Regions from separate parts of the Mus musculus genome. Here region 2 is linked to region 1. Evidence: chromatin loops called from intact Hi-C (ENCODE). Cell type or tissue: heart. All regions are shown on one strand. Links, peaks and the distances in the headings refer to the core of each region. The heading gives the core; the rest is flanking DNA. Region 1 holds the start of Rassf8 (Ras association (RalGDS/AF-6) domain family (N-terminal) member 8). Region 2 holds the start of Bhlhe41 (basic helix-loop-helix family, member e41).

Region 1 (15,317 bases), core at 3,123-11,122:
AGCACGCTGAACAAAGCATGGCCCAGGTGAGCTCAGGGGCCAGGAGACTGCCAGGAACAGAAAGGCGGGCCACAGACGAATGCACCAAAGCCTTGAAGCACGGCCAGGAGTGAGCCTGGACACCAGGGACCACTTAGGGGTCCCGCAAGGCCACAAAAACATTATGAAGAAGCCTCTGGTCTCGGGAGACTTTCATGCAGACAAAGCTGCTCCACTTTTGAAAAAGACGCCACACAGAACTCCCACAGCAAGGGCATTACTGGCTATGGAGCTTCAAAGAGCCTACTTCCACTCCTTGAACTGCAACGGGGGACTGACTGCGAGTGAGCTCACAGCCTGCTTAGTCACTTTGAACTGAGGAACAAATGAGCCAACAAGAGCCCCTCAGAAGCTCACCTGTTTGAAGCAGAGTGCTCCAAAATTACCACACAAAGGAATAGAAGCAGGCATGCCTATAGAAAGACTAGCTCCCAGGGAAGTGAGCACCCCTACAAGGGACAAGCACAGCCGGGCGGTTTTAAGGCTACTGGGCAGAACCTTTTATTCGCACGAACAAACAGGGTGCCTTATTAGGCATCACTGCAAGACACCTTCATTTGGTCCTGCTCCAGCTGTTAGGTACACAGGATGGGTGAGATGTGGAAGGAAGATGAAGCAGGGAGGCAGGAGAGTCACCTGCCCATGCTAGGGCAGGACACCAGAGCCTACAGTAAGAGCAAGACCAGAGACAGGTAGGTCCTAGGTGACAACCTATAGAAATGATCCCTGACCGTTTTGACCACCGGGGCCAGCTGGTGAGGAGCTGCCCGCTTTGCTTTCTTTATCTGTCAGGCTCAGTGCACTGCCTGTCCTCAGCTGTGTGACAAGCAAGGGGACAGTGCTGCACTTCACCTGGCACCAGTCATATGAAGCTGTGCTCTCTACAAAGTACACCAGTGTTACTGGCGGAGAGGTAACATTAAATACGCTGGCTTATAAAGAATAAGTCCTGTGTACATCCCAGAGTTTGAGTTAACCCTGCAGGCACCCACGGAGCAGGGCTTTCTCCAGTCAGCAATGCGTGCAGGGTGACATCAGGTGAATGGTCACGGTCTGTGTGAGAGACGACAAATTTGGGCTGTGGGGAAAGGAGAAGGACCCTTATGCTGTGCATAAGGTAGTCAGAGCGGGGTGGCAGAGACAAGGAAGCAGGAACATGAGGCCCAGTATGCCATGGGCCCGGGTAGGAACTAAGGAAGAAGTGGCCACGTGCATCCTGAAGGCCGGCCATGTGGCTGGGCAGGCGGGATCTGGAGCTCTGGAGGAGCAGATGAGGAAGGACAGCCATGTTTCAATGTCAGAGCAAAAGCAATGTAGAGCAGAGGTTGTCCCTCTTGGGTTAAACTTCAGAACTGGGTAAGTTCTGTACTTCTCAGGAATGCAAACGCAAAGAGAAAGGCTCATGACGAGGCATCTTGAGAGGAGCTCAGAGAGCCCACGGGCAACCTACTGCCTACAAAGAGAAGAGGCTAAAACACTCAGAAACATGTAGAAAGACTCCCTCCTTGACCACCCACCTCCCCCACTAGTCCACAGCAACAGGTACTCTCTGCATTTTCTCTGCTATATCTCCAACATGGAAGGTGTGTGGTTTGTTTAGATAAGCGAACAAATGCGGGGAGGACGGCAACTAGGAAGAATGTGTTGAAGCTTGTTTGTTAAGAACAGGACTCAATCAAGTGTAGTCCTGGCTGGTCTGAAACGTGCCAGGTAGATGGGCTGGCCTCAAACTCACAGAGATCCACCTGCCTCTGGACTACAGGTGGGCAGCACAGTGCCAGCTAAGAGCTATTTTAAGACAAAGACAGGTCAGACTGTGAATGTTGCCAAAAGTTGGCCCCATTTGGGCTGACAACGCCTTCACAGGTCTTGGCGTGGAGCCTCTTAACAGCCGAGCCATCTCCTTACCCTGCCCTGGGATTCCAACTGAAGTGCACACTTTCTCTAGCATCTGCCTTGAGCTCAGTAAAATACAACAGAGGAAAGGAAAGATAAAGCTAGAAAAAAAGAAAAAAGAAAAGAAAGGCATGGATTTAGGATGGAAGACAGAGGTTGCAGACTCTGACTGACAAGCAATAACAGATCTGTGACCTGCTGTGACTGCATCATTGTAACAACAGCATCTCACTGCTGAACCGCATCCTAAGTCAAATCAAATACAACATAAAAGAAGCTTTGAGAAGGAAAGGTTTCCATATGGTCACAGTAAAGAGACCAAAAGTGTTATTAAACATGCCCCAAACATATAATCAAGAACGGGATTCAGCTTCCATTCAGCTAAGAATAGCCACTGACTAACAGACAACTGACTTCAGAGATGGGGCAAGGGAGAATTTATCAGACAAAAGCACTCTAATAAACAATGTGAGAACAACTGAATTTCTATATGTAGAAAATAAGCCTGGACTCATAATGCACAGTTGTATAAAAATTAACTCAAGACAGATCATGGGTGTAAATCTAAAACCTGGTGCTATAACACTTTTAGAAGAAAACATAGGGACATACAGTTATGAGTTTAGGTTAACAAGTAAGTCTTGAGTACCACATTATAGAAGTACCACCAATATAAGGAAAAAAAAAGAAAAAAACCTCATAGGTTAGATTTCATGGAAATGTAAAACTCGTAGAAAGTCCCCACACAGTCAACGGCAGGCCTTGGACTGAGACACTTTGGCAGAAAATCTATTTGATGAGTGACTGCACCCCAATACACAAAACCTCTCAAAATTCGATCTTAAAACCCAGAAAGAATATGAACAGGGCTAGAGAGATGGCTCAGCAGTTAAGAATACTTTCTACTCTCACAAAAGAGCAGGGTTCAATTCCCAGCACCCGTATGGTGTCTCGAAACCATCTGTAACTCCAGTCTCAGAGGACCCAACACCCTCTTCTGGCCTCAGAGGACACCAGGCATGTGTATGCTGCACAGACACACGAGCCAGCAAAACATCGATACAAATAAAATCAAATAAAAGTGAATTTAGAGATGTTCAACATCAATCATTAGACATGTGTCAATGAAATGCACCAATGGACACCCAAACGCTTTCTAAAAAGAGACTGATTATACCAAGTGCAGCAGCAAGGCAGGAGTGTGTTACATACAGCAGAGAAGGTGCAATGGTGGTGCACACTTGCTTACAAACACCCTCCCCCAGCCCCTTCCCCCAACTCTGGAGGTGGAGGGAGGCAAGAAGGCCAGTTTAAGGCCAGGCAAACACTGCAAAGAAGCAAAACAAATGTAAAATGGTAGAGTGTGCTCAGAAAACATTTTGGCATTTTCTTTAAAAGCTAAGCTCACAAGCAAAGGCAATAGCCCAGAAGTCTATCAGCAGATTAGCAAGTTGAGATACATTTGAACAGCAGGCATGCATATGGAATGTTTTTTTGTTTGTTTTTAAGAACTGCCCTTGGTGTCCCAGGCTGCCTTGGAACTCAAAAGCAAGGGAAGATGACCTTGAATTTCTAATCATCCTGCTTCTACAATGCTGGAGACTAAGTCAGGCTCTTGTATATAAAGGCCAGAAGCACTCTACTACCTTGCTACCCCCGCCCCCGGCCCCACTGCTTCAAATACCAACACGAGTGAGAAAAATAAATACCAACATGAGTAAGACAGCACAGCAAGGATCCCACTCAGTTCACATCCTAGAAAAGGCAGGCTTCTACCGGACAGAGAGCAGAGGGGAGTTTGAAGGAGGGGAGGCTGGGAAGAGGATGCACTATCAGAGAGACACGTGGGGAGGAGGACGATGGATAGGCTGTGTGCTGGCGGTGACAAGGACTTCACATACCTGAACCAAAGCCTGTAAAACTGTAGTCACGCACGCACAGCTTACTTCACTGCAGTTTTATCTGAGTAAAGTATAAGGCTGGCAAGACAGCTCAGCCAGCCCAGCTCACTACCAAGTCTGTGGACCTACTGAGGAGGAGAACGAGGACTCGCACAAATGTCCTCTCATCTCCACATGTGCGATTCACACATTTACACAAAGCAGTCAATAGTAATATTTAAAATAAGTAAATACATGTAAGAAAAGTCACCACACACATCAAAATAAGGAAGCTAAAATACAAAACAGACCCTAATACATCCAGTAATACAATCTCTTGCCTAAATGGCTGAGTTTTAACTCAGAGTCTGACACTATGCCTAACCTATTCCACAATGGTATTTCTACAACAGAGCTGCATATATTATAAATCTATTCAACTATAGTAAGAATATTATTTATATTCTTATATAAATAAAAATAAATTCTTAGCCGAGCATGGTGGTGCACGCCTTTAATCCCAGCACTCGGGAAGCAGAGGCAGGCGGATTTCTGAGTTCGGAGCCAGCCTGGTCTACAAAGTGAGTTTCAGGCCAGCCAAGGGCTATACAGAGAAACACTGTCTCAGAAAAAAAACAAAATAAATAAATAAATAAATAAATTCTTACTTTACTTTGCTGACTAATGTCTACCCAGTAAGAGTATAGAATATATATTTATATTTGAAAAGATCATTTCACTTTAACTGATTTTCCAATAATAAAATTACTACACTTAATGATAAATTTGATATAGCACTCAGAAGCCAGTGATAATCATCAAGAAAGACAATGCATATGTCTACATGAATAAAATATGGAAGAAAGTGATTTTAACTTCCCTCTTGTTATAACCTACATGTGTGTATATATATATGTGTGTGTATATGTACATATATGTATATGTATGTATGTATATATATATATATATATATACATATATATATATATACATACATATGTAAAAACTGAATGCTTACTGAAAGTAAGCTACAATGCATAAAATCCGGACAGCTCTAAAATTAATTATGTTGAACTTGATGATAAAAACCTGAATGTATAAAACATACAAACAATTAAAACCAACCTGCATCTGACATTTGGGCTGGAAATAAAAGGTAATAAATGGTACTGGTGCCAAGACACTCCAGGCAACTGTCCAAGTTCTAGGTAGCCAGTGGGCATATACACCTAAGAGACCAAAAAATTACAAGGGTACCCAACCACAATAATGTCTACAGTGGTGATACAAATGTCCTGGGGCCCAGAGATCCTGCACAAAGCAAGTCACATGCCAGATGCCTTCCTAAAACCATTCCTATTCTTTCACTCAGGAAAGTCTGAGGCCTTATAGAAGGTACAGTTCTATCTTCAGTGGGAAGAAGAGCGAAGAAGGGGACCAGATTCTCTGAATAAAATGAAGGCATGAAGACCTAAGCAGCCTTTTCCTGACCATGTCCTGGTCAACCATGCCCTCCTCTTGGGCCAGCGTGGGGCTGGGCATGCCGCAGGAGCTCAGAGGATCTGTAATCTCGTTCACCATCCCAGCACAGAGGGGGACCTAGAGGCCGTGTGCAGAGGACTCCCTTCGGAAGACAGCAGTAGATCCAAAGTCCTTGGTGCATTCCCTGACCAACAAAAAAGAAGCTGGGTCACATGTGCTCCAAGGGGGAGGAGATACTGAAGGAAACACACTGACTTAAGAAAAAGTCAGGAGACAATGCTGAAGATTGTAAGAACAGAGAGCACCTGCAGCTTGAGCAGCAGAGGCATCGCTGAGCCATGAGACACTGAGTCAGGATTTTATGTGGGGCAACCACACTACAGAAACAGCCAACACTGCTTTACACTTGCTTGGCTATGGAAGGTCATGCCTACTTCTGCTAAAAAAGACTTTAGTGAGAAAGGAAAAAGAACTTCCCCACCTCTAGGTGGCTCCTGTTGCTCCTCTCTAGAGTTGGCTCAGATGGCACTTGGTGATGAAAATCACACTCGGCGGGACACCACTGGGCATCCTTAGACCCTTCCCTCCTTGGCCTGTGGCAGCTTCCCCAACCTCCTTGGGCATCTGGCACTGAGCAGTCACACCATCTGTCTGGCCCACAACCACGTGACACTGCAAAACATCAGGCACAGCAGAATTCATATTTCCATTCTGTAATCCTGTTCTAATAAGACACAGTTGGTTTAATGCTGTATGTAGTTAGGAAAGCAGAATGTGTACCATAGAGTATCACAAGAGCAACACTAGTTAAAAGTGTCTCATTAGCATGCGTTTTCCACAGACCAAAAATGCATTGTTTTTACCTGATACTTAAAGGCTGTTCCAGATCATCCACAAAATTAGAACACAGAAGGGCTAGTTTGGCTTTTCTGACACAAAACACAAATATCACAGAGCATAAATGTCCTGGGTGTGCCGATCGGTGCCTGAGTGCTTTAATCCCAGCACTCAGTAGGCAGAAGCAGGCAGATCTCTGTGAGTTTGAAGACAGACTGCTCTATGCAGTTTCAAACGAGGGTATACATGAAAAGTGGATACTACACCACTTTCTCTACTGAGCACAGCTACGTACACTAGGACCTGGAGAGTAAAGCAGGCACTACTGCCCACAAGGGATGGAGAAAACAATAAAATACAGTATAATTATAAATTTTGACAGATTAAGAATGACTGTCATTGTGGAAGAAGTAAGATGGGTCTAACGGATGTGAAAACAGTGGACAGAGAAGACTTCCATAAGGAAGCATACTGGAGCTAGTCCTCAAAAGATGAGGAATTACTCAGGAGCTGGGAAAATGGCCCTGAGGCCAGGCTGCTGGGGAACTGACCTGTATTCTGGGAGATGTGGGTGAGGGGCTGGGGCCTCAAGAAACAGCACAAGAAGGCCTGCTGAGGATTCTATACCATACTCCAAGGATTCTTGGGAATCTTGAAGGCCTGAAGAAGAAATGGCTTTCTTTTTCAGGCTATTGTCAAGAAAACAAGCAGGAAGGGGCAAAGGAGACCGGCAAACTTAAGAGAGGTCAGAGTGGCTTGAACTAAAGGACAACATGGCAGAGCCTGAAAATCAAACAGGTTTGAGAGCTACTTTGCTGGAAAGATAGCCAGTACTTTGTGGTCAACTGTTTCTGAGAGCTGATGGACAGAAGAGAGTGCAGAGTAAGCAAGACACTTTGTTTGGATAGATGCGTTCGGAAAAGGCAAGGAAGAGTTTGCAAGTCTGGATGGCACAGACAAAGTTCCGGAGAAATGGGAGATGCTGCCATTGTAGACGAAGATGTGCCAGGCACGCCTGAGGTGCCTGTCCATCATAGCTTTCCTGATAACAGTAGTATCCCCATCTTAAAGGCAGTGAATTTAGATCACAAAGCTAGAGAAACGGGGACCATTCTTGGCTCCCTGGATGCTGACAAGTCTGGCTAGCTGCTAGGAGGCATCCCTCCCAAGTCTATAGAACACTAGGAACTACTTCTACATTAGGATATTTAGGACTGAAACAAAGTAACAGCCAAGAAGAGCCAGTAGTTGATACATTGCTCTTTAATTCAAATCCTGTATTTATAATTTCTAATGTTTCCTATCCACACCTCAACCCTATTCCACCTCCACCTAGAATGAACTTGGCCAAGTTTTGAACACTTGCAAATTTTTCTGGGACTTCAACATTTTATAAATGGACAAAGCCGGACTGCCAAAATTAACTCCAACAAAAAGAGCAATGATACCCTGCAGTAAACAATAGTTTTACTCCCAAATTCTATGAAACAACAGAAAGTCCAATAAGAAACAGGAAACCTTTTCTTAAGAAATTAACCATTTCTCAGAAAGCAAGGCACTCAGGTCAAGCACTAACATATGCCACCAAATACAAAGGCTATAAAAGTGAGCACGGAGGATTAGGATTTTAAAAGTCATAAGCTTTAAAACTCTAAAGACAAAAATGCAAAGAAAAGCAACACAACAACCCTGTATGATGCTAAATCTACAATTTCCAAACAGCTCTAAAAAAAAAAAAAATGCAGAATTCAGGTAGTGTGACCCCAGGAATGGCATGGGCACCTTCGGAACTGAGTCTCTCCAGGACACTGACACTAACTGAAAACCTTTCCTATCTGCACAGTCAGCCCCGTGACTTGGCTCCCTCTAGGGGCTCTCTGCTGTCCCCCAAAGCTCCTGTAGCCCAGAAACAGGGCTTGATGGCAAAGATCTCAGTCCATTATGGCCAATTGAGCCCGGTACGGAAAGTACCATCTTGAGACTCTTCAAGGGAGGGGTGACTGATTGGGAGGATTTTTAGAAAAGATTTAATTACCTACACTGCAAATTACACTGTGTTGAATCTGATCCTCCAGTAGAAGAATCATCAAAGCGTGTCCAGTCTTCTTAAATGGAGTATTGGCCGTGTGTACTTTTGAGGTTTAGGGGTAGCTCCCCATGGAAATATATACGATCACAAGAACCATTAACATGACCACTAGAGGATAAAGCACAAACCACTTCCCAAACTGCTAGCGCAGTTGTCCGGAGCCCTGATTCCTGGGTTTATCAGCACCCCACCCCCACCCCCACCCTGCAGTGGGCTGACATTCCCGATTGCCTCCAGCAAAGAACAGGTTTTTGGGTTTAAAAAACAAAACAGGAAAGGTGCCGGTTTTCTGTGCCTCCAAGGTACGATCACAACCCCTGGCAACCACAGATTAAAGACTTTTAAAGAAGAAAGAAAAACTACCTACACCCCCACACACATACACATACACACACACACACACACACACATACACATCCCAAAACTGGGCAGAAACGCAGAGATCACCACATATTTAATATACTTCCCTGGGACAAAACGTGTCTCATGAAAAATGGCTGAGCACCAATCTACAGTTAGGTATCTAAGTGTTCGTCCCTGCTGTCAGCGGGTTGGAGGGATTTTTTTTTTTTTTCTCCTTAACGCAAGGCTTTGATGTGTTGGCAGAGCTGACCTGACAAGCTGGAGTAGGCTAGGAAACGTGTCCTGCATATTTCCTTCTGTGCCTCCAAAGATTAGGACCAGAACTGACTGCGATTAAACCCTACCTAGGATCCAAGGGCTTGAGCCCTTGATGCTGTTCGATGCTGGGAAAGTAGTGGTTCCGCAACCCCGGGCAGCTCGGCGATGCTGAAATGAGCAACCCAGCCCCTAGCTGGTCTCCGCCGCCCACCACCGGGCCGCAGCGGCCTCGCACGCCAAGCCCCCGACCCTTAAAGTTGAGCCTCCTATGATTGCCCTCTGCAAGTTTCCAGGGTGCAGGACGCAGCCAACTTTGCAAGCCGCCTCTGGGCGACTCGCTTCCCCGGAGGGGCTGGCCACCGGGGAGGCAGGGCGGCTACGGTTCAGACAAAATGCAGAAGCCTTCCAACCGCCACTTTTCCTTTTCCAGAGGGGAAGCTCTCCCTCCAGGCGAGCATCCGATTTCCATCTGGAGAGGGAGAGGGCCGACCGCGCATTCCCCTCGCCCACAAAAGTGGCCTCTAAAGTCGCTCGCCAAGGACACCGGGAAGGAGGCGACCCCGGGCAGGGCCAACTTTCGGGAGGCGAGGTGAGGGCGCGAGGGTGACAGCGGCGCCGCGGGGGGCGCGGGCCGGGAAAGTTGTACTTACTGCGCTCGCAGCCCGTCCTCGTAGTCCCGGTGCACGGCCCTCGGCGGAGGCCCGGCCCGCCCAGGCTGAGGCGGCGGCTGAGACGGCCGCGGCCGGCGGCGGCGGAGGGCGAGCGGCGGGCCGGGGCTGAGGAGGCCGGGCCGCAGGGCGGCGCGCGGAGGGCTGAGCCGGCAGAGAGACGCGCGGGGAGGGCGCACGCCGGCCTGGCCCGGCAGGGAGGGCGGTGCGCAGCGGCGCAGAGGAGGAAGGGCGGAGGAAGGAGGGCGGGACCGATAGGGCCGCGGAGCCCCGCACAGGGGCGGGATGAGGGCCGCCGCGAGAGCGAGCCAGCCGGGGAGGCCGCGCCGGGGCAGGGAGGACGAGGTCTGGGAAGTGTGGTGGGGGGCCGAGGAGGCGGGGCGGAGGGCCTGGGCGGGTGGGGCGGAGGCCGAGGAGGCGGGGCCAAGGGCCAGGGAGGGAGGGGCGGAGGGCCAAAGAGGCAGGGCGAACGGCCCGGGAGGGCGGAGCGGAGGCCTAGGAGGCGGAGCCAAGGGCCAGGGAGGGAGGGGCGGAGGGCCGAGGAGGCGGGGCCGAGGGCCGTGATTGCAGGTGGGCAAGGGAGAGCAGGGTGCAGAGCTGGAGAGAGCTGGATGCAGGGCTGAGAGGGGGGCGGGCCGAGGGCCAGGGAGGAGGGCCAAGAGCCAGAGGCTCCGCCCCTTTTCTGGTCGCGGCGCTGGAGAGAGGAGCAGTGTTATACCCCTCACCAGCTCGGGTTACAGCGGCGGCCCCGCCTGCAGACAAGGTTCGGGACAGCGCGGTGCGGCTTTGTGGGAGGCGCTGAGGCCGGTGGGCCGGAGCCTGGCTGAGGTTAAACATTTCCTCCAGTCGCTCGCAGGCTTGGGGTCGCCAGGCCAGTGAGACCTTGCAGCTGACCGCTCTGCGTCTGCTGACAGGAAAGAAGGGAGAAACGGCCCAGCCTTTCCAAGGACTGGTTTGAATGGCTTTTCCTGTAGAATAACTGTGAATTGATGTCCACCGCAGCAACCAGTGATGACCGTTGCAAGTGAGGAGAGATTAAAAAAAAAAAAAAATGAAGTGAATGAATCGAATGTAACAAAGGTTTTAAAAGAGTTGGGATCACTGGAAAGAGGATTGTCACAAGTTCGAGGTCAGTATATGTTACCCTAGCAACAAGCAGTATCAGACCTCAAAGAGTGAATCATATATTATTACACACACACACACACACAGAGAGAGAGAGAGAGAGAGAGAGAGAGAGAGAGAGAGAGAGAGAGGCAGGAATTTTGCCAGAAATTCAAGAACAGCCTGGGCTACATTCTTTGGTTCCAGGGCATCCTGGGCTACAGAATGGGACTGTCAAAAAAGAGAAAGAAGTCTAAGTCGAGCATTCTCCAAGGCATAGTTTGGATTGCTTTTCCTGAGTAGCTGTGATTCAGCAACAGCACCCCCACCTCCCTGAGCAGCAGGCCATGATAGAGGCAACAGACAACGAGGGGAAAAAAGGCAAATGAATCAGAGGTGAGTAACAAAAGTTTAGAAAGAACTGGGCTCAGATTCAAAAAATGCACCCACACACCTTTAAAAATAGCTTTTAATCAGCAAAGGACATCGGAACATTGACCTGGAAGTGCAAATTCATATGTTGTTTCACTATTTTTCTGTCATGCAGTGCCTGAAGTGGACAAAATTCAGTCTTTGGGCTAGAAATGCTCACACATGCCCGAAGCTCAGTAGTAGTTATTAATTTGGAAAGAGATGGTGTGGCATACAGTGGGAGAGAGGCTAGAATGCATTCCAGTTGTAAAATGTTCCCTTTATTGCCTAGGCACTTGCTTCTTATCATCAAAATAAGGATATGAAAAAGGACTTCCAGTTTCTCACTTCTGTTCGAGAGACTTTCTTGTTTAGACATTTGTTTCCTCCGGTTTTAACCTGTAGTTTCTCCCCAGCTCACTAGCTCCTTCACCAGTAAGTAGAAACAAAAAAGAGAATGCTAGCTAAGACTTAAATGCAAGGAAGCAACATTTGAAGAATTTGGTGAAAGGCTTTCTCTGGGAGTCAAAGGCACAATCCAAGGAAATAGGATTTCAGGGGAGTCCTCCTGTAACCCTAATAGGATCTTCTCAAAGGGGTTTTCTGGCCTTGAGGTAGACTAGCTCTAACATCTCCTCCCCCTGTCAGTCCTCTACTCAACCACTGAACAGGATCAGCCGCCTGCCTGATTGCCAAAGCCAGTGGAAAATCTTAATGCCCAGTTTGTGCCTTTTGCAGAATTTGCCAGTCTTGACCTATTCTTTTTATTTTTTTTAACTATAAACAAGTTAACAAGTTAACTTAACTGCGACCGTGCTCCTGTGACCAGAAGTAAATAGAATTTAGTGTATTATGAGTAGCCATGTAGAGAAGTCTTTCCTAAGATCCAGGTACCCAGTGAGGCATCTTATCCCCACACTAGAACACAGCCTTAGGGATAGCTTACAAAGTCAGATTTTTTTCCCAGTTCCAGATAAACAGAGAGAACCATTCCCTGCCTCAGCCCCATTTAGCCCCAGTTTTCCTCTCCTGTGTATAATACAGACTGCTTTAAGCTTTCTTAGCCAGGATTGTGTACCTGTTAGGATTTCCTGAGATGCCACCAAATGCCTTTGGGAGGATTGATAGACCTCCCATACTTCCCGTTTCTGATTCTATTCCTGGAAAGGCACCCAGCCAGACGGAGAGAACACTTGAAACTCTGTGACATAGTCTGATTGTAGAAAACAACTTGAGAGGAAGACTTCAGAAAATAGGCAACTGCGGATAGGGAATAGCAGCCAACAGGGAGAAGAACAGTGGGAAGAAGAGAGGGCTACCCATGGAGATCCATTTTCAAGTACTCAGTCATTCTGAAGGAAGGCAGGAAGGAAGGATAAGGGACACGGCTAACAAAGGAGCCCCAGAGTTTGCAGTCTGTAAAGCTTCACAATAGCTGAAAATCAATAATTCTGACACAATTAATATTGTGAATGTTGTTGACACAGGGTCCATATTTATCTTACACAACAACACTTTCAAGTAAAAATGTTAAAATGCCAATAAATCAGGCTTCAGGCATGGATCCGTATGACCTTGGACAGGCCCTCACTTTTCTCCCAGACTTTTTTGGGGACTCTCATGAGCAAAACTACCAACTTTTATTCACAGCAATCATAAGATAGCTCAACTTTCTACATTCCTGACATCCAGTGTGTGGCTAAATGTAAGCCTGTCAGGGTCACCTTAGGAACCTCATTGCCATCTCCTTTAAATTTCTTAGCAGCCCTTTGCCAATGAAAACTTCAGAGATTTGTACAATATCCTATTGTACAGACAATGAATTACAAATCTCCTTTGATCTGTCCACACCCATGCTGTCCCAAGTGTGCCTCACTGTTTTCCTGGATGCCCCTCTGTTGACCACCCCCTTCCTGTCTAAAATCTATGTCAAAATATGTTTTAATAAAAAAATTCCATTTCTGCTTTATATTAGCTTGTCCTGAAGTTCTTTCCTGTGTCAAAGTCAGGGTTCTGGCTTTACCTGAGTGAGTTCTCCAGTCTCTCCAGCTTTTGTTGGCTGGTAGTCTGAAACAATGGCCCTGCCTCCATCTCTGTGGACAGTTTCCTATTGCTACTATAGGAAACAGTCACAAACTTGATGGCTTAAAACAAGAAGAATGTATAATCTTACGGTCCTGAAGCTTAGAAATCTTAACAGGGTATGGTTCCTATCTTCCTTCTAAAGGCTGGAGCAGGAGACTTATACCCAGTTCTTAGAGAATGTTCATCTCTCTTGAGAAAGCCCTGGGAACTGTGGCTAGTGGAGTCATTTTGCCAAGTTTACATGGTACAAGCCTAAACAGCATTTCCCAAATTAGCCCACCAGAAAACACCAACCTGTAAGACAGGGTTCTAGGAAGTCACTTGTCCACACATTACTTCTCTGTTGATATGATAAACTACTCTGACCAAAAGGAACATAGGGGAGAAATGGGCTTATTTGACTTACACTTCCAAGTCACAGTCTATCACTGAGGGAAGTCAAGGGAGGAACTTTAGTGTGAAATTGAACGCAGGCACCATAGAGGAATGCTGCTTGCTGGCTCATTTACAGGCTTTCTGATACAGTACAGGACCACCTGCCAAGAGAGTGGTGCCACCCACAGTAGACTGAGCCTTCCTATATCAATTAACAATCAGCACAATGTCATCACAGATATGCACACAGTCCAATCTGATCTAGGCAATTCCTCAATCTAGTCGTCCCCCCCCCCCCCCCAGATAACACTAAGCTATGTCAAATTGGCAGTTAACCAAGACAGTCATCGAGGTGACACAGTTGTGAACCCATTCTAAACTGGCAGTCGTATTCATACACCCAAACAGGGGTATCAGTGGGTCAGAATCCACTACAGGCAAAGCCCTAGGAAATCCCTTTGTGAGGGACTCTAGGTAGCATTTGAGAAGTGAAACGTGTATGTAGCACTGTCAGGAATCAGTTATGTATTTGAATGTAACTTATGAAATTGTATGTAGCACTGTCAGGAGTCAGTTACCTAACTGAGTGTAACTTACAGGTTTCTTTCCTCCTTTCCCTCAACTTTTACTCCAAGGCAGAGTAAACTTCCAACTTTCCAACCTCAGATCATGGTTCATTCATATCCCTCAATCGTTTGCCTAAGGAACCCCAGGGTCCCCTGCCATCCTGAGCCTAGCTCCATCTTAAAGCCAGGATCCTGGTGTGTTCTTCCATCATCCCATGCTTCACTCAGACTGGGAGCTCAACCAGTAACAAATGAGTAAATGGTGATTTAAACCAAGTAACTAGTAACATCTCTTCCCTCTGCTCCTTTCTTTGCTCTTCCCCTAACATGTGAGATATACATTCTTTCAATTAGCAATTAAATAAGTCATGGTACCGAGATTACAAAATGAACACTATATAATGGCAAGCTTTCACGAACTCATATGCCATCTAAGGAAACACACTTTAAAAAGAGACTTGGGAACTGAAGATTGGGAGCTCAGCAGTTAAGAGAGTATATTACTCTTGCAGTGAGCCCAAATTCTGTTCCCAGCACCAACATTGGTGGACTTCGAAGTCTTAACTACAGATCTGCAAGATCTTCTGCCCTCTTCTGTCCTCCATGACATTGCACCCATGTGCACAGGCTCACACATATATACACATAATTAAAAATAAAATCTTTAAAACAATTTTTAAGGAAAGTGAGGCAGATGCTGGTGGCTGTCCATTTCATTCTCCTTTTTTACTTTCTATCTTGACAACCAAAACCTGGTTTTGTGCTTAACCAAGCCAGGTCAGTCAGTCAACCAACCAGGTCTCAAGGGAAGGAGTAAGGATTGAAAAGAAAAAGACAATTAGACAACACTATAACATGACTCCAGCCAGGGCTTAGGCTGAAGTGGGTTTATTTTTTTTTCCAGTCTGCTTTTATAACATTCTAAGTACATGCAGTTCTAGGTCAAGGAACAAACAAGGCAATAAACAAAGTCCTGTGGTACCCAGGGATTTATCAAGATGATCAAGATCTTGAGCCTACTTCCTTGTCCTAGCCCAAAGTCAAATTCTTGCCTGAGCTTACTTCTTTGTCCTAGCTCAATGTCAAATTCTTGCCAAGTATATAAAAGTGGCCCCAAGAGCTCTCCACATGTGCTTAGCTGAAATGTTTTCATTTTTATACCCTTCTTTAATAGGTGTGCCTCAGGCTTTGTTACAGCCCGAAGCATGGATGTGATAGCTGTGGCTACCCGACAGTCTTGTGGCACCATAGAGTCTCAAAGTCC
Region 2 (15,317 bases), core at 2,602-10,601, 110 kb before region 1:
TGTATGCACACACACACACACACACACACACACACACACACACACACACGGGCGCACACGGGCACACATGCCCGCACATGCCCACATTGCCAAGGCTTTGATGAGAACACCAATGCAAAGCATTCTTAACTGTTTTGTAGATTCTGCTTCATAAGCTACTCGCTTCTAGCATGGAGTCCTGTAGAATAGGGATAAACTACACTTGGTAAGTCACCAAAACAGGTGAGTGAGAGGTGCATCCAGGGCTGGAACATGGCGGGCAGAGGGTGGATGCCTGCCTGTCAGGCCCTCACTTCCCTCCCCAGCATCTCAAAGGAAAAGCATCGGCCCACCTAGTGGGTTTCTTTCTTAGCCTCTCAGGTCGAGGCACACACCCTGGGCAGATATCAGTCCCTCAGGTCAGGGCACACACCCTGGGCAGAGCACAGTCCTTCAGGCCATCAGAAAGGCTCCCTTGATTTGAATCATATCTGGGATCCAGAAATAGCCACAATCACCTGTCCTGAAGAACAGTCAGACAAGGCAGGAACCTTCTGATCCCAACGGAAGCACAGTCCTCTGGGGAGGATTTCTGTGGAAAACAAGGCATAAAATCTTCTAAAGCCACACAGTGGGTGCTTGTAGTTTAGGGCTTAAAATAGTGAGGACATGTGGCTAAGTGCTTTGTTCTACCTCACGCCCTACAGGGAGTGACTTAAAAATTAAAAGGCACAGGGCCGAGGAGATGGCTCAGTGGTTAAAACACGCCTGGGCACAAGGACCTGAATTCAGATCCCAATTGCCCAGGAGGCATGTGCACACAAACCTGTAACTCCAGAGGGAGGAGTACAGAGCTCAGCGACCATCCTGTCTTGCTCAAAACGGTGAGCTCCAGATTCAATGAGAGCCATCAATGAAAAAGTAGGGCGCAATGGAGGGAGTCTTAATGTGGACCCTGCACCTGGGTAGGGCACACACAGCAGAGAGAGACAAACAGAGACATACCACAGGTACCATGTACACATGGGGAGGGGAGGAGGAAGATACAGAGGCAGCCAAGGAGGCAGCAAAGATAACAATGACTCCAGCCATCACCTACTGATGAAACTGTCTCTGAACGACTGAGGCTGGCCACCTTTAATTGAAAGCAGGCACTCACCAATGATTGAGTTATAAACAAGAGGGGGCTTTGAGCTCACTTTGTGTGTTATTGGCTTCAGGGGGTATTAGGTAAGACTCAATGTCGAGACATCCAAAGAAGGCAGTCTGGGTTCTGTTCCTCGTCTGACAGGTGTACCTTTGCCAGTTCTAGATTCCCCACAGGTGACCCTCTCCCATGTCTAACCTGTTTCATGTCAGCCTTGGCTTGGTTTGCTCGGTAGATAATGAAGGTGATCACCCTTACCTTTGCACTGTTGAACTAGCACTGGCGCGCCTATATGGCGTCACAAAAGCTAAATGGGTAGGTAACTGAGCCTCAGATCAACTCAGGGCTAACTGCCTACCGTACATCTCACTGGCTTGTCCAAAAACCACTCTCTTTTGTCATGCTTTCCTGTGTCTGCCATCAGCTCCCATGCTTAAATATATATATGTAATTAAATTAAAACCTATTTGCATTTGTTTTGTGTGTGTAAATGTTTTGCCTGCCTGTGTGTCTATGCACTATGTGTATGCATGCCTGGTGCCCGAGGAGGCCAGAAGAGAGTGTTGGACTCCCCTGGAAATGGAAGTTAGAAGTGGTTATAAGGTTTTATATCAGGGTGCTAGGAATCAAACCCCAGTCCTCTGAGAAGTTTGTCAGTGCTGTTAAACCACTGAACCATCTCTCCAACCCTAAGGTCCCACTTTCTCTCTCTTCTTCCCCCATCTCTTGTGTACCCCTACACACACTCTCAGACTGGTAAACGGAGAAACGTCTGTGACTCGGCTCGTGTGCACTTAGACTTCACATGAATGAGCAGAGCGCACAGACTCCAGAGCACACTGTCTGGCTGATCGTGGGACCTCTGACACATTCCATATCTCCTCCGAGGACACATCCTCTTCATTTGCAGAGGCACCAATAATAGCATTAGAACACTATAAGGTCATTGGAAGCATTAGTGAAGTCATACTTGAGAAGCCCTCAGGATGGAACCTGGTACTCTAATCCTAACTGTGTGGCTGTTAGCTATTGCTACAACTTTAATGCTGACAAGGGGCATTTGGTGGCATCAAAGGATAACTAGTCCCCACAGGCAAGAGTATGGTGCAGAAATGGCAAGAGACTCAAGTTTAAGGCAGAGGATAGGCAGGAAGTGTCATCGGAAGAATGATTAGGCGCAGCATTTAGCAGGAAGAAACGGGGGTGTGTGTGCGGGGGAAGAGGTAAAGAAAAACCCAAAGGTGAGCCCAAGAGAAAGGAAGGCAGGAGAAAGAAACAAGGCTTGTGGTGGCAGTAGCTGGCCATTAAAGCCGCTATGTGAGCAATAGCCAAGTATGATAACATACACATTTAATTACAGCACTCTGGAAGCTGAGGCAGGCCAGTATCTTGAGTTCAAGGCCAGCTTTGTCTACACAGGGAGTCGCAGGCCCTGCCAAGGCTACACAGTGAGACCCCCATCTTTAAAATAATAATTTAAAAAACCCACCCGCAGTGTATATAAAAATAAAGATAAAATGGGCAAAAGAGCAATTTACACCTTGAGCTGGAATCAGAAGTATAAGAGATTACAGAAATGCTGACTATAGAATTAATAGTTTCGGTAAGACAGGTGGAGGGGGGTGAGGGGGCAGGGGTGCCAGGGAGGAGAAAATGTTATGAGGGAAGGCTGAAGGGCTACATCCAGAGCCTTTTCAGAGTGCTGAGTTTATAAGTTCACCTCTGGCCCTCCCCTTGAGCCTCATGGTTCCCCCTCAACTCCCCACCATCCCCATTTGGCTTCAGTTAAAAGCTGGCCCCAGTTAGCCCAGGAGTTCCTCTGACCAGATGTTGGCCCGAGACCCTCTGTATACTGACAAGGCCAAGATGCAGTGACCCAGGCTTATATATTCCTATCCCATAATTTTAAAAGGGGGATTGACCCTAAAGTATGTTTGGAGACCACGAACTTTCAGAAATCCAGTAGACAGAGGGCTGTTATTGCTGCTATTTTTTATTTTATTCACCTTAGCCTGCTGCTACCTAACCTGGCCAGTTAAGAACTGGAGGAAGCCAGGATGCTTTACTGTACTAATAAACTGTTGAGAGCTCTAACTTGCCTCAGAATCAGAAAGATAACCACTTAGAGACAAGAGAGGGAGTAAGGGCTTAGAATAAAAATCCAAATCTGCATTTAAAAAAAATCACTTTCACTGTTATCATTAATTAATCGCCTGCTGCAAAACAAGCCCTGTCGTCCTACTCGAGGAACCAGGGAGGGTGCTGGAAAGGAACTCATCCCGGCAGCTCCGCCCAGGACTTGGGCTCCAGCGCCGCGCGGCTAGGCGGGGAGGAGGCTCCCGGCACGTGACCCGCTCCAGCCGCCCTGGCCCGCGACCCAGATCCGTCCCCGGAACCCAAGCGCCGCTGCCCTGGCCCTGCTGCGCTCCAGTGCGCGTGCATTTGGGGCCCAGGTTCCTTCTCGGTTCTCGTGCCGCTGGCGATAGCGAATGTCCGAGAGTGAACGTGATTGTCAATTCTGAGAAATTAGTGTAGGAGCAACCTGGGGTCTCCCTGCCCACGGGGATGGAATTCAGATTCTTATTTAGCTTGAGTTGTGGGGACACTGAGCACCTGGGGACGGCTGTCCCCAGCTGTGTGGACCGAGCTCCCGAGGACACGGGGCGCGCGCACGGCATCCCTGCGCGCTGATGTGGCAGCCGCCGCAGGTCGCATCACGTTGCCGGCCCTGTGCTGGTACCCGCTGGAGACAGGATTAAGGAGGGAGGCCGCGGAGGTGCCAGTAGTAAACGTGGGCTCGCCACACTCTCGGCGTGGCTTATCGCACGAGGGAGACGGGAGGCAGCACAGTGTCTCGCAGGCTGGGGCGGGCAGGACCCGGACTGCGTGGCTTTCCCGCAACAGTCCTTGCGTGCCTCCTGCCCTGTGCCACCCTTCCCCCTCCCTGCTCTCCCCCGGGAGCACCCGAGGCCCCAAACGTCATCTGCCTCTGTGTGATTAGTGTCACCGCAATTCCGGCTGCTGCGGGAAGTTTAGGTGGCCCGGGGACACTGTTGCCAGAACCACTTGGTATGCGACATTCTGAATCAGTGTCTACATTTTCACTGATCTTAAATCCGGGAAGCAAATTGCAAGTCACCCCCTTTTCAGGGTAGGTCTCCAGCCTGACCTAAAGGGTGTCTTTCTACCCGACCCTTCTTTCACCCCTGGCCAGTAAACAATGAGCAAAATCTCCGAATTTTCCTTCCCCGCTCAAGTTTAGCCACCACGAATTCGCGTTCTTTCTCTGGCCCAAACCAACAGCAATTGGTGGGAAAGCCAAAGGCCACGTCCTCGGTTCTGCACCGAGATGCTGGACGAGCCGGGGGAGCCCCTCGTCCCGCCCCGCCCCCGCGCCCTGCAGCGCCTCGGGGAAGACGAACGGCTCGCCGGGTGGCCGCTCCTTCCAGGTGGCCCCAATCAGGTGTCCCCGCCCCCTCCCGGCCCCTCCTCCCCGCCCCCCTCCGGGCTGGACCGCGGATGGTACGTTCCGCACGTGAGCTGGGTGCTGGTCTGGCCGGCGACGCGCGTGCCCTGTGGCCAAACACTGCCCGGAGTGAGAGCAAACTACCAGCGCAGTGCGTGTGTGCGCGCGGGTGTGCGCGCGCGGGTGTGCGAGAGGGCGAGCGAGCGAGCACGGGGCGGAGGGGCGGCCAACTGCTTCACACTTTCAATACTGCACTGAAGAGGGAGAGCGAGACAGCCTGGAGACGCACACATCCCCCCAAAATCTCTCCAGGCGACCGTCCCACAGATTACAGGACAGAAACCTCCAAATCGAAACGGACAGCCATTGAACATGGACGAAGGAATCCCTCATTTGCAAGAGAGACAGTTACTGGAACATAGGGATTTTATAGGGTAAGGTGTACGCACCGTTGCGAATATCTGTCTAGGCGTCGGTTTGGCTTTTTTTTTTTTAATCCCCTGCACAAAGTGATATGGAGCGGGTGAGGGCAGAGCCCCTCCCGGAATGGGGGCCTGATGCTGATTTCTGTTTTTGCAGACTGGACTATTCCTCTTTGTATATGTGTAAACCCAAAAGGAGCTTGAAGCGAGACGATACCAAGGTAAGTCTTAAGTTTCCCATAACCTGCCTGGATAGTTAATTAGGGCCATTGATTTCGCAAGGAAACTCTGCCCGCAAATATATTCCAGCCCTGAGCTTTCCTAACTGTGAATTTTAAGTGGCTTGCTGGATACTCCGGGGGATATTCAACACCGCACCTGAATTTAAATTGCATTTTAGAAGTCTAGAGGAGAGAGTTCTGGGCATTAGTTCATTACATAGTGTGTTTGGGGGTTGGGGTGGGAGGGTTCTATCCAGTAAGTGAATGAATGTTTAGCTCACTGCTGTATCTTTTCTCTGGCTCGTGTATGAAGGATACCTACAAGTTACCGCACAGATTAATAGAAAAGAAGAGACGAGACCGAATTAATGAATGCATTGCTCAGCTGAAAGATTTACTGCCCGAACATCTGAAATTGACAGTAAGATGCACATTTTCATTCTCCTGATGGACTCCGGGGTGTATTTACCTGATAAAATTCCCAGAGATAGGATAATAAATGTAAATATTAAGAGGCCTGCCTTCTAACTTGTGCTGTAACTAAGAGTTTCCCAGAGACTCAGAACAGGGGCTCCGGGCTAATGGCAGAGATCATTGACGACCTGACTGTGGGGAGCTGAGCAGCGCTTCCTTCCCAGTGGTGTGTGTGTGTGTGTGTGTGTGTGTGTGTGCCTGTCTTAAGTTGCTGGGCTGCGTGGAAATAAAAATGCGTGTTTTAAAGTAACCCCTGTCCCCCTTTGTCGCACCACTGCAGACACTGGGGCATTTGGAGAAAGCAGTAGTCTTGGAATTAACTTTAAAGCACTTGAAAGCGCTAACAGCCTTAACTGAGCAGCAGCATCAGAAGATAATTGCTTTACAGAATGGTAAGTGGGTCTGAGGAAGCCAGCCTGCCCTGATACAAAAGGGGGTAACGCTGGGGGCGCAACGCTAGGACTCCCCCGCTGCGTCCTCTCCTGGTGAACGTCGCCTCTTTCCCTTTGGTGGCAAGTACCCAGAGCATCCCAAAGGCTTCCCGCAGAGCTGGAGGAGCCCCGTTTTTATTTAAAGTGGCGGCTGCACCTCTTCAGTTGGGTTTTTCAGCCAGGAAGAGAGCGCCTCACCGCGCCACCCCCTCCTCTCTCGGCAGTCTGCGGATTATATCGCTGGAATGCCCAGGAAAAGCCGAGCTCACTGTAGGCAGCGCAGGGCCCACGTGATGAGCAGATGTCTTAACGCCGCGGTTTTTCTTCTCGCCTCCCTCCCCCGTGCACCCTAGGGGAGCGCTCTCTGAAATCGCCGGTCCAGGCCGACTTGGATGCGTTCCACTCGGGGTTTCAAACCTGCGCCAAAGAAGTCTTGCAATACCTCGCGCGCTTTGAGAGCTGGACACCCAGGGAGCCGCGCTGCGCACAGCTCGTCAGCCACCTGCATGCCGTGGCCACCCAGCTCCTGACGCCACAGGTGCCCTCCGGCAGGGGCTCTGGGCGCGCGCCCTGCAGCGCGGGGGCTGCGGCCGCCTCGGGTCCCGAGCGCGTCGCCCGCTGCGTGCCGGTCATCCAGCGGACTCAGCCCGGCACGGAGCCGGAACACGACACGGACACCGACAGCGGCTACGGAGGCGAGGCGGAGCAGGGCCGCGCGGCCGTCAAGCAGGAGCCACCCGGGGACTCGTCGCCTGCGCCCAAGAGGCCGAAGCTGGAGGCGCGCGGCGCGCTCCTGGGCCCGGAGCCCGCGCTGCTCGGCTCGCTCGTGGCGCTTGGCGGGGGCGCGCCCTTCGCGCAGCCCGCTGCCGCGCCCTTCTGCCTGCCCTTCTATCTGCTGTCGCCGTCCGCCGCCGCCTACGTACAGCCCTGGCTAGACAAGAGCGGCCTGGACAAGTATCTGTACCCCGCGGCGGCCGCGCCCTTCCCGCTGCTGTATCCCGGCATCCCAGCAGCGGCCGCCGCTGCTGCTGCCGCCGCTTTCCCTTGCTTGTCGTCCGTGCTGTCGCCACCCCCGGAGAAGGCCGGCGCGACCGCCGGTGCCCCGTTCCTGGCGCACGAGGTGGCGCCCCCGGGGCCGCTGCGCCCCCAGCACGCGCATAGCCGCACCCACCTGCCGCGCGCTGTGAACCCGGAGAGCTCTCAGGAAGATGCCACGCAGCCGGCCAAGGACGCCCCCTGAACCCAGCATTCCTTCCAGAACAGGGCAGGGGGCTCCCGAGGAGTCGCCGGGTTTCCAAGTTCAAACGTCCTCTAAAGCGTGCCAGGGAGGAAGAGTAAGCGATGCTCGACAGGCTTAGGACAAAAACAGGTGTTTTGTGTATGTTTGGAGTTCCTGTTTTGTCCGTCTCACCCTTTTGCCACCCCACCCAGTACCCTTTCACACCCCCTCCCCCGTCCCTGCTGTCAAGGAGCCTCCCTGATAAATGGTTATCTTCTATTACTCTCCTTACCTTTAGTTCTCGTTCACTCTTTCCAAATACAGACTCTGGTTCAGGAGTCTGTTGGGTGGGAGAGCCATGTGGAATGACTTAAGAGTGCCTGGTACCAGGGCTCGACCCAAGCCTGGAACAGTAGATGTGTCTCCCAACTGTCCCCTTAGGAGGTGGTCCATTACCTGAGAGTCTCTGAGAGTTACTTTTACATGGCAGTATTTTGTATTGTTCATCTTTTTTGGAAGGTACCTATTTTCAAAGAAGTGAGAATGCTTGTTGCCCGGTTATGAGGTGGCTGGAGTGTGTCTATACCTTGCACCTGTTGGGAGAAATTGAGAGTTGGGCCATCTTGAGGCACTGTGGTGGGAGCTGGAAGAGGGAGGTTGGAGCCTTGGCGCCTTTGCTCGCACTTTATTGACAAATTGACCTCAAACCCTTTGTTTCATGTCTCAGCTCACACATATATGTCATAGGTTATATATTTGTGTTTCTGATCCCTCATTATTTTATCCATCATGGTCCCAAATTTTTGTAACATTACTTTTTTTTTTTTTTTTTTTTTTTTTTTTTTTTTTTTTTTGGAGAAGGACATGGATGTTAAAGTGCTCTGGGCTGGGAAAAGAAAAGTCCAAACAGATTGATTGTTGAATTCTTAGATGACAGAAGTGGAGAGAGGGGCTTGCAGTCCCTTGTGATGGGAAGTGCTGTGAACATAGAGAAGGCCTTGCCAGGCCTCTCAAGGCTGTATGTATTTTTCGGGAGACCAAAACCAGATACCAGAAGAAAGTTTTTCAAAATCAGGCATAAACCAAGACCTTGTCTAGATATTTTTAGTTTGTTGCCAAGGTAGCACTGAGAAATCTCACTTGAATGTTACATAAGGGGTGAGACACAATAGTGAAGAAAGTTACCTGGGGCTGTGAGTGTTCGGGTCGTTTGCTGCTGCTGTTGCTACTGTTTGCCTCAAACGCTGTGTTTAAACAACGTTAAAACTTCTTAGCCTACCAAGGCGGCTGTATGTACATAGCTGTTGATACTCCCAATTAATGATGTCTGACATGCTATTTTTGTAGGGAGAAGATACCTGCTAATGATATTTTTAGTTAAAATATCTTTTGGGGCGGACTTGGTGAAATGTTTGCACTTTGGTTACATGCTTTTACTGCTTGGTGCAAGCTTACGCTGTCTTAAATTATTAAACAAATAAAAATATTATCTGCAAGAAAAACCAGCTGGTTTAGACAAGTTTAGTATGTAAAGATAAGCTAGAAACTATCTTTATATTCTAGTATTTTCAGCACTCCATATTACCTAAATATTGCCACACTATTTTGTGATTTAAAAGTTCTTACTAAGGAATAAAATGTTTATATATGATATGCGATGGTCTAATAATTAAACGATACTGGGTACCCAATGAGTTTTCAGAGACTGCTGTGTACAAGGACCTGAGCTCATCTGCGTACTTGGACGCTTTCCGTTTGGTTTTGGTTTTAATATATTTAATCACTGGTTTCTCCAGGGAGACTCCTGGTTTGGGCCTTGGGTCCCCACTTCTCCCAGTCTATCTTAATGAAAACCACAGAAGGAATAGTCTAGCACTCGCTGGAAGGTCGTTCATTGTAGACCCAGTTTGCTAATGTTTTTTTATGATTTACCTGGTTTGGGTCTGTGACCCCAGATACCCTCTCTTGTGTGGTCTGCTGTTTCTCTTCTGCCCAGGTCTGAAACACACTAGGGGGAGAGATGTTTCATTCATGCAAATATTTTGCCTTCTTAACTTTTACAAAGTAGCCCTGGTATTGGGAGTTTGCCTTGGAGTTCAGGAAACAATTTTAGGCTTTTCTCAAGCTTAAGATCATACCTGTGCTTGGAGACAAAGGGCTGTCCACTTTCTTTGGGTAGTGGTGTTGAACCCCTGACTTAAGGTGTATGAGTGACAGTTTCTAAGAAACTGTAAGGGAAGCACTCCCTCTGCTGACTGTGACAAGCTGACTGTGACAAGGCATGGTAAACCGGAAGCCACAGCTCATACATCTGCTAGGTCAGTCCCCTGAACTCTGTAAGGGAAGAAAGTCAGGCAAGGTCACAGAGGCACTGGCCAGAGCATGACTAGGCCCAGCATCTCCCTCTACTTGAGGACTTCAGCTTTCTGGGCCAAGGATGCTGGTTTTGATGGGCTAAAGCTCCTGAAACTGAACAAACCAACCACGGGGGCAAAGGAAACAAAATTCAGCTAATGCTGTCAGCTAGAGGCTCTGTAGAGCCTTGATAATGTCAGTCACGAGAAAGATGGCTTGCCCTAAATTTAAAATTACATAAAAAAACAGCATTTTAAGTATTGTGAGCTACATCTTGTTGCCATTATTGTCACGACTGAAAAGAAGATGCAACAGTTGACATTTGCATGGTTTTGTAACATGTAATAGAAGCTTTCTTTTTTACTTTGGCCAGGTTTATAGGTTGCTTATTCAGTCTGAAGTTATAAATAGTAACATGATAAAATTACGAAGTTAGGGCAGAAAATAAAAATAGTAGTTTCCGTATTACATCTCATGTGATCTCGTGTGTTTCTAGGGATGGTACTCAGGACTTTGGACAATCTGGGCCAGAGTGCTACCACTGGCCTGGGCCCTCAGCCTCTGGAAGCTATTATTTGAGTCAGTGGTTGATTTTAATGAATTAACAGCTGAGTCAGAACCCACTAAGGAGGTAGAAGATTTGAAACATCAGCTGAACTTAGTACATCATGTGATCTTCCAACTTAACAACTACGAATCTTTATTCAATAATGCAGTTAGTATTCATTAATTTTGCATCGATAGACTTAGGGAACTTTGTGTTGAATTTATAAATGTTCTTACTAACCAGCTAAAATTTACATTTTCAAGGTGTTGGAAACCACAGCTGTGAAACTCTACCTGGCATTCTAGTCCCATGGTTGTGGAAGTCCTTTGACTTCACGCTGTTACTGGCTTAAGAGACCAAGAGATTTGCGATTCCTAGCCTGTGGTGAGTGACCTTAGCCTGGTGACCATAGCCTGGTGACCTTAGCCTGGTCCTTTTCTGTCACTGGTCAGTCAAGTGTTTGTCCTCTCCATAGGAGGTGACTGCTTGAGACCTTGGGAAGACAGGGCTGGACAAGCAGACCTTAAAGGCTTTTTATTTCAGGATGAGCAGAGTGATTTAAGACTCCTTATGTGAAGATATAAGCCTCCTCATGTGAAAGAGGCATTTTTTTTTTGTCTCAGCAAGCACATCTCTTACTAAAAACTCTTTTCTTCATCTGTTGACCCTTTATTCCAATATATTAAGTCCCTCTACCAACTATTCTCTTGTTAATTTAAGCAAGTTCTAAATAGATTTATAATATGCTCACTCCTACCTCAAGTGCCAGCTTTTCATGAGTGAATTTGGTGGAGAATTGAGAGAAAAATCTCATTTTCTAGGGACGGGGGATTGCACTGCAAATGTGCTAGTCTCAGAGTTCCGTGTCTGCCTTAAAATCATATTTCTGGTACGATTGGAACAAACTCTAAACAAATACAAAACTGTACTTTAAAAAGAGTTGGTATTTTAAAACTCTGAGTCTTGAGACACTCCCGTAAACAGCAGACGCTTCTAAGTTAATGTATTATTTTTCTTTTCTTTTCTTTGGAAAAAAATAGTGGAACGCACACTAAAGTTTATTGTATCTATCCTGTGGGATGTTCTAGGAGCTACCCTATGCATATGCAATGTTTCTAACGATCTAGGGATGGGAGCATCAATGTAACACGATGTGTTTTTGTGTGTGCAGTGTTTGCACTTGGGCCGGCCCATCCGGAGCAGTTGTGTCAGATGATTTATACTGAGTCGGTTTCACAATGAAGCGCTGGCTGGCCTGGAACTCCTCTATCGACCACATGCCTCTCTCTCTCCTGAGTGTTGAGATGAGAGGCGCCACCACACCTGGCTACATCTGTTTTTTCAGGGTTTCAGCCTTTCCCTAGCCAGTCTGCTAACTGTCACTTCTCAGTGGTCAGAGAGAGGCCTCCAACACATACCTGGTTTGGTGCCTGTTTACTGTGGGCACGGACAGAACCACACCCATTTTCACACGTGTCTAAAATGGGAGAAAATAGGTTCAGACAGAGGCCCCAAAGGCCCTGCTGTAAGCAAATCATGTATGCTTACATTCTCAGGGATGGTTTCTTCCACAAGCTATCTCTATTTTCTAAAACTTCTAGATTCTCAGCAGAGTTCCCCATCAGATTATTTGATATCTACAAGTGCTTTCCATTATTATGTAAAAATAAAAGCCGGGTGCTAATGGTTTCGGAGGATAGCAGTAAGAATAACATTCTCTTGAACTAAGACATTGGCTGGTTGCTTCTTTCTTTCAGGTCAGTGAGACCAGGGTGTTAGTGTTAAAGACTGGTGGAGCATTTCCATTCATGGGTGATCCTGGACCCTTTTTCTGGGTTGTAACACCTACCTGATGGGTACAGGTCCAGCAAGAACATTCTGGAAGCTGTCTGGGTGGGTTGCACTCGTGTATTCAGACACACCCATGGCAGAGGCTCTATGAAGGAGCTTCAGATCCACTGCACATAATCTTTTTCCTTTTGAGCCTATAGGTTCAAGCCAGTATGTGAAGGTGACCATGCATATATTTTGCTTTTACAGAAGAGGCTGTGGAAAGTGCGGGATTATGAAATATTAAACCTTGGGACCTCAGTGTCATAGGGGTTATAGAATGATACTAAAATGACACAGTGACGTGACATAAGAGGTGACTGCAGTGGCCTGTGAGATGCTCAGACTCTCTGGTCAGCAGCGTTTGCTGACCTCTGTGTGAGTGGGGCAGGCTTCGAGGAGTAGCTGGGGTTTTGCAGAGTGGATAAGAGTTCATGAAAAGACTTCTGGACCAGCCTGTCTCAAGCTACGCTTTCAGTTTCATGAGTAATATTAAACTTGAGGTCAGAGCGAGGATTTCCTAATTTCTCTTGTCTCTTGAGACCTTTGACTGCCCTGCTGGCTCTTAGCCTTGCCATCTCCTGTGGGAATGGACCCTAGACTGGAGCGGTCCTGACCCTTCCCACTGCAATGGGAGATGCAGTTGTATTGTTGTGTAATGATATTGTGGTAGAGAAGGGAGACTGCACCTCACCGTCCGGTCTGCCCTGCCTCCTGTGGGCATGTGTTCCAAGCAGACACAGCACAAACAAGCATACCCCATGGTGACTTCTGTCTCTTCTGTGAAGGTGACCAGTTCTCACTCAGTGACAGAAGAGAAGACAGGCATTCTAAGGACTACTTTTTCAAAAAAAAAAAAAAAAAAAAAAAAAAAACCAACCCATGAGATGGAACTCTTAAGAAATCAGTTCTGAAGTCCTTAACAGTCCTCCATTCTCTTGCCCCCTCACTTTGGAGGCACCCAGAAATGTGCGCCTGAGGGTTTTCGAATTTACACATGATCTGGCTCCTGTTTGTCCCCCTCTGCCCCTGCGGCCCTCACTCTGCTAAAGAGCTTTCTGACTAAAGGGATCCGGAACTAAACAATTTAGAACTGGGGAAAGGATTTGAGCCCGTGGGAAAGATAAGAAAGACTTGACTTTTTGTTTTCTCGCTGTGTGTGTGTGTGTGTGTGTGTGTGTGTGTGTATGCGCGCGTGTACGCAGTGCCCCCAGAGGGCCAGAAAAGGGCACTGGATCCCCTGGAGCTGGAGTTATGGGTGGTTGTGAGCCACCCAGCCTGAGGGTTGGGAACTGAACCCCGAGTTAAGAGCACATATACCATTTGTATACCGTTGTGTGGCTGCTTGTTTTTTTGATGTTTGTTATCTTGTTATTCTAATGTAGGCTGGATTCAAACTCCCATAAGACTAAAACTGCTGAACTACTTGGCTAAAATGTTAAACATGCCTACTCCTGTTACATACATCCCATCAGCATAATATGTCTGTCTGTCTGTCTGTCTTTGAGGTGATGAGGATTGAGCTCTGAGCCTGAGTTACCCTAGGCAAGCACTGGTCACTTACCAGCCCCCTGCAGTTTTTATATAGGGTATTTTGGGTGAACTTTAGCTGGGGTTTGATTTCCAGGCCCTTTCCATTCCAGGCCGATTTCCTTAGGAACAGACGTGGTCCTCATGCAGTCCCGTGGTAAAAATCTACCTCCCCGTGTGGCTACCCAGTGCCTCACAGGGCCCAACAGTAGTAGCTCTGCCTGAACCCCCCTCTCAGAGGCCTGAGTTGCTCTGTGCATCAGAAACCCTCCGAAACCAAGGCGTTACCCAGACTCCAGATACAATAGGATAACTAGGGGGTGGAGGTGGAGGTGGAGGTGGAGGTGAGGGGCAGGGCTCCATTTTCATGCCTGAACCATCTGGAGCAATACTATAAAGCAGCTGTGTAAACTTCACGTGACCTGACAGAGACACCTAATTGTATGAGCTCACACCCGTAGGTTCTCTGCAGACACACTGAGTGTAATACCACACTGCTGAGCGCTGGGTTTGCTCATTCATTGGAAAGCTGGTCAGAAAGAGCACAATGGTCTCAGCCTTTGGAGCAGCAAGGAGCTTGTCTGGGCAGGGAGACGCCTTCTCAGGTTGCCTAGCGACAAGGCTGGAGATGATGTCATCCCCCCCCCCCCAGTCCCCCACCCCGGATTCACAGTACAGCGGGCTCTGTGGGCCTTGAAAGGTCGCGTGCTTTCACACGTGTCACTGCGCACGCTGAGCCGCACGTGAGATGGGGGCGGGGCGGGGCCCAGTGCGCTTGCGCGGGCCTTTGAGACTCAGGCTTCTGCAGCTGATGACGCTGCAGTTTTTCAGCCTTCCTGGCTGGCGGAACCTGGAGTAAATCCTGCAGCCTGGGCATCCCTTGAACCGGGCCTCACGTGCAGATTAGTAAGGCAGATTCCTCCTAATGAGGGAGTTGGGGGGTATAATTAGTGCATTTTGACTGATGGGTAAATAAACTCGGGCTAAAGGAGGGGTTATTTTGTTTTGTTTAAATTATAGAGTTATTTAACAATCCCTCCAAGAAAAATTGTCTGCTCTCAGACTTTGGCCTTTTGAAGTGACCATATTCTTTGGTTGTATAACATTTCCTGCAACACATTTATAAATGCTCCAAAATGAATGAATTGGAGGTGTTGGGGGGAGGGTTAATGCATTTTATATAACCCTCCCCAGGATGCTGCAAAGCTATTTTAACATCATCACCCCCTTGCAAATTAGGATTCAGTCATGTGATGGGAAATGATCTCAGGTAATAGTGCTATCTGGACAAGTCAGGTACTGCTGTAGTCTGAAGGACACAAGATTGCCACCCTAGAGACAGACATTAACAAAGCAGGGGGCTTGGAGTTTGCTTTTAATGATCTATATGCATGATTTTCTGTAGTTGAATTTGAAAACCCCCCACCCCTCTTAAGCTGCTGGCCTAAAATGGTTAACATGAAGTAGTAAAACCACAGAGGCTTTCTAACCTTGAGTCAGCGAACATGTTTAATTCCGGTGTCAGACACAGTCCTGACCCATACAAACCTGATCCCTCCTGGTGTTGACAGCTGAGTCCCTCAGGTTTCCTGGCTTTGCCAATCAATTGCTATTTTTGCCAGTTAGTAGCCATGCCCTCTGTCTGCCTGCGATTTTTTTTTAACCTGACTCTTATGAAGACGACAAGCCGATGGTG

Evidence for each region. A loop is a pair of places that touch in the nucleus more often than their neighbours do. Peaks named below come from ENCODE experiments on the same cell type or tissue, not always from the same donor. Only the 100,000 strongest peaks of a DNase experiment are listed, where the experiment ranks them.
Region 2: it touches region 1 in a loop (3.0-fold over the local background); 2 of 42 quality-filtered maps call a loop at or near these places.

Annotation. Positions count from the first base shown.
Region 1 is chr6:145,741,144-145,756,460 of GRCm38, reverse strand. Rassf8 (Ras association (RalGDS/AF-6) domain family (N-terminal) member 8) reads right to left here and starts at 9,674. Exons shown (of 5, transcript NM_027760.3): 1 at 9,495-9,674. Gm15704 (a long non-coding RNA gene) reads left to right here and starts at 8,087. Exons shown (of 4, transcript XR_869590.3): 1 at 8,087-9,433; 2 at 10,427-10,641; 3 at 10,824-11,012; 4 at 15,228-15,317. In heart, for the core only: CTCF peaks have their summits at 5,796, 8,014 (motif pointing left) and 9,695; DNase peaks (open chromatin) are centred at 9,740 and 10,160; H3K4me3 peaks cover 3,594 bases; H3K27ac peaks cover 3,724 bases.
Region 2 is chr6:145,854,915-145,870,231 of GRCm38, reverse strand. Bhlhe41 (basic helix-loop-helix family, member e41) reads left to right here and starts at 4,812. Exons shown (of 5, transcript NM_024469.2): 1 at 4,812-5,026; 2 at 5,172-5,235; 3 at 5,549-5,656; 4 at 5,990-6,101; 5 at 6,494-11,989. The coding sequence starts at 4,965. The coding sequence ends at 7,380. RefSeq lists an enhancer at 13,186-15,186. In heart, for the core only: CTCF peaks have their summits at 6,171 and 9,615; DNase peaks (open chromatin) are centred at 3,491, 3,831, 4,611, 6,501 and 4 weaker places; H3K4me3 peaks cover 5,507 bases; H3K27ac peaks cover 5,511 bases; H3K27me3 peaks cover 365 bases.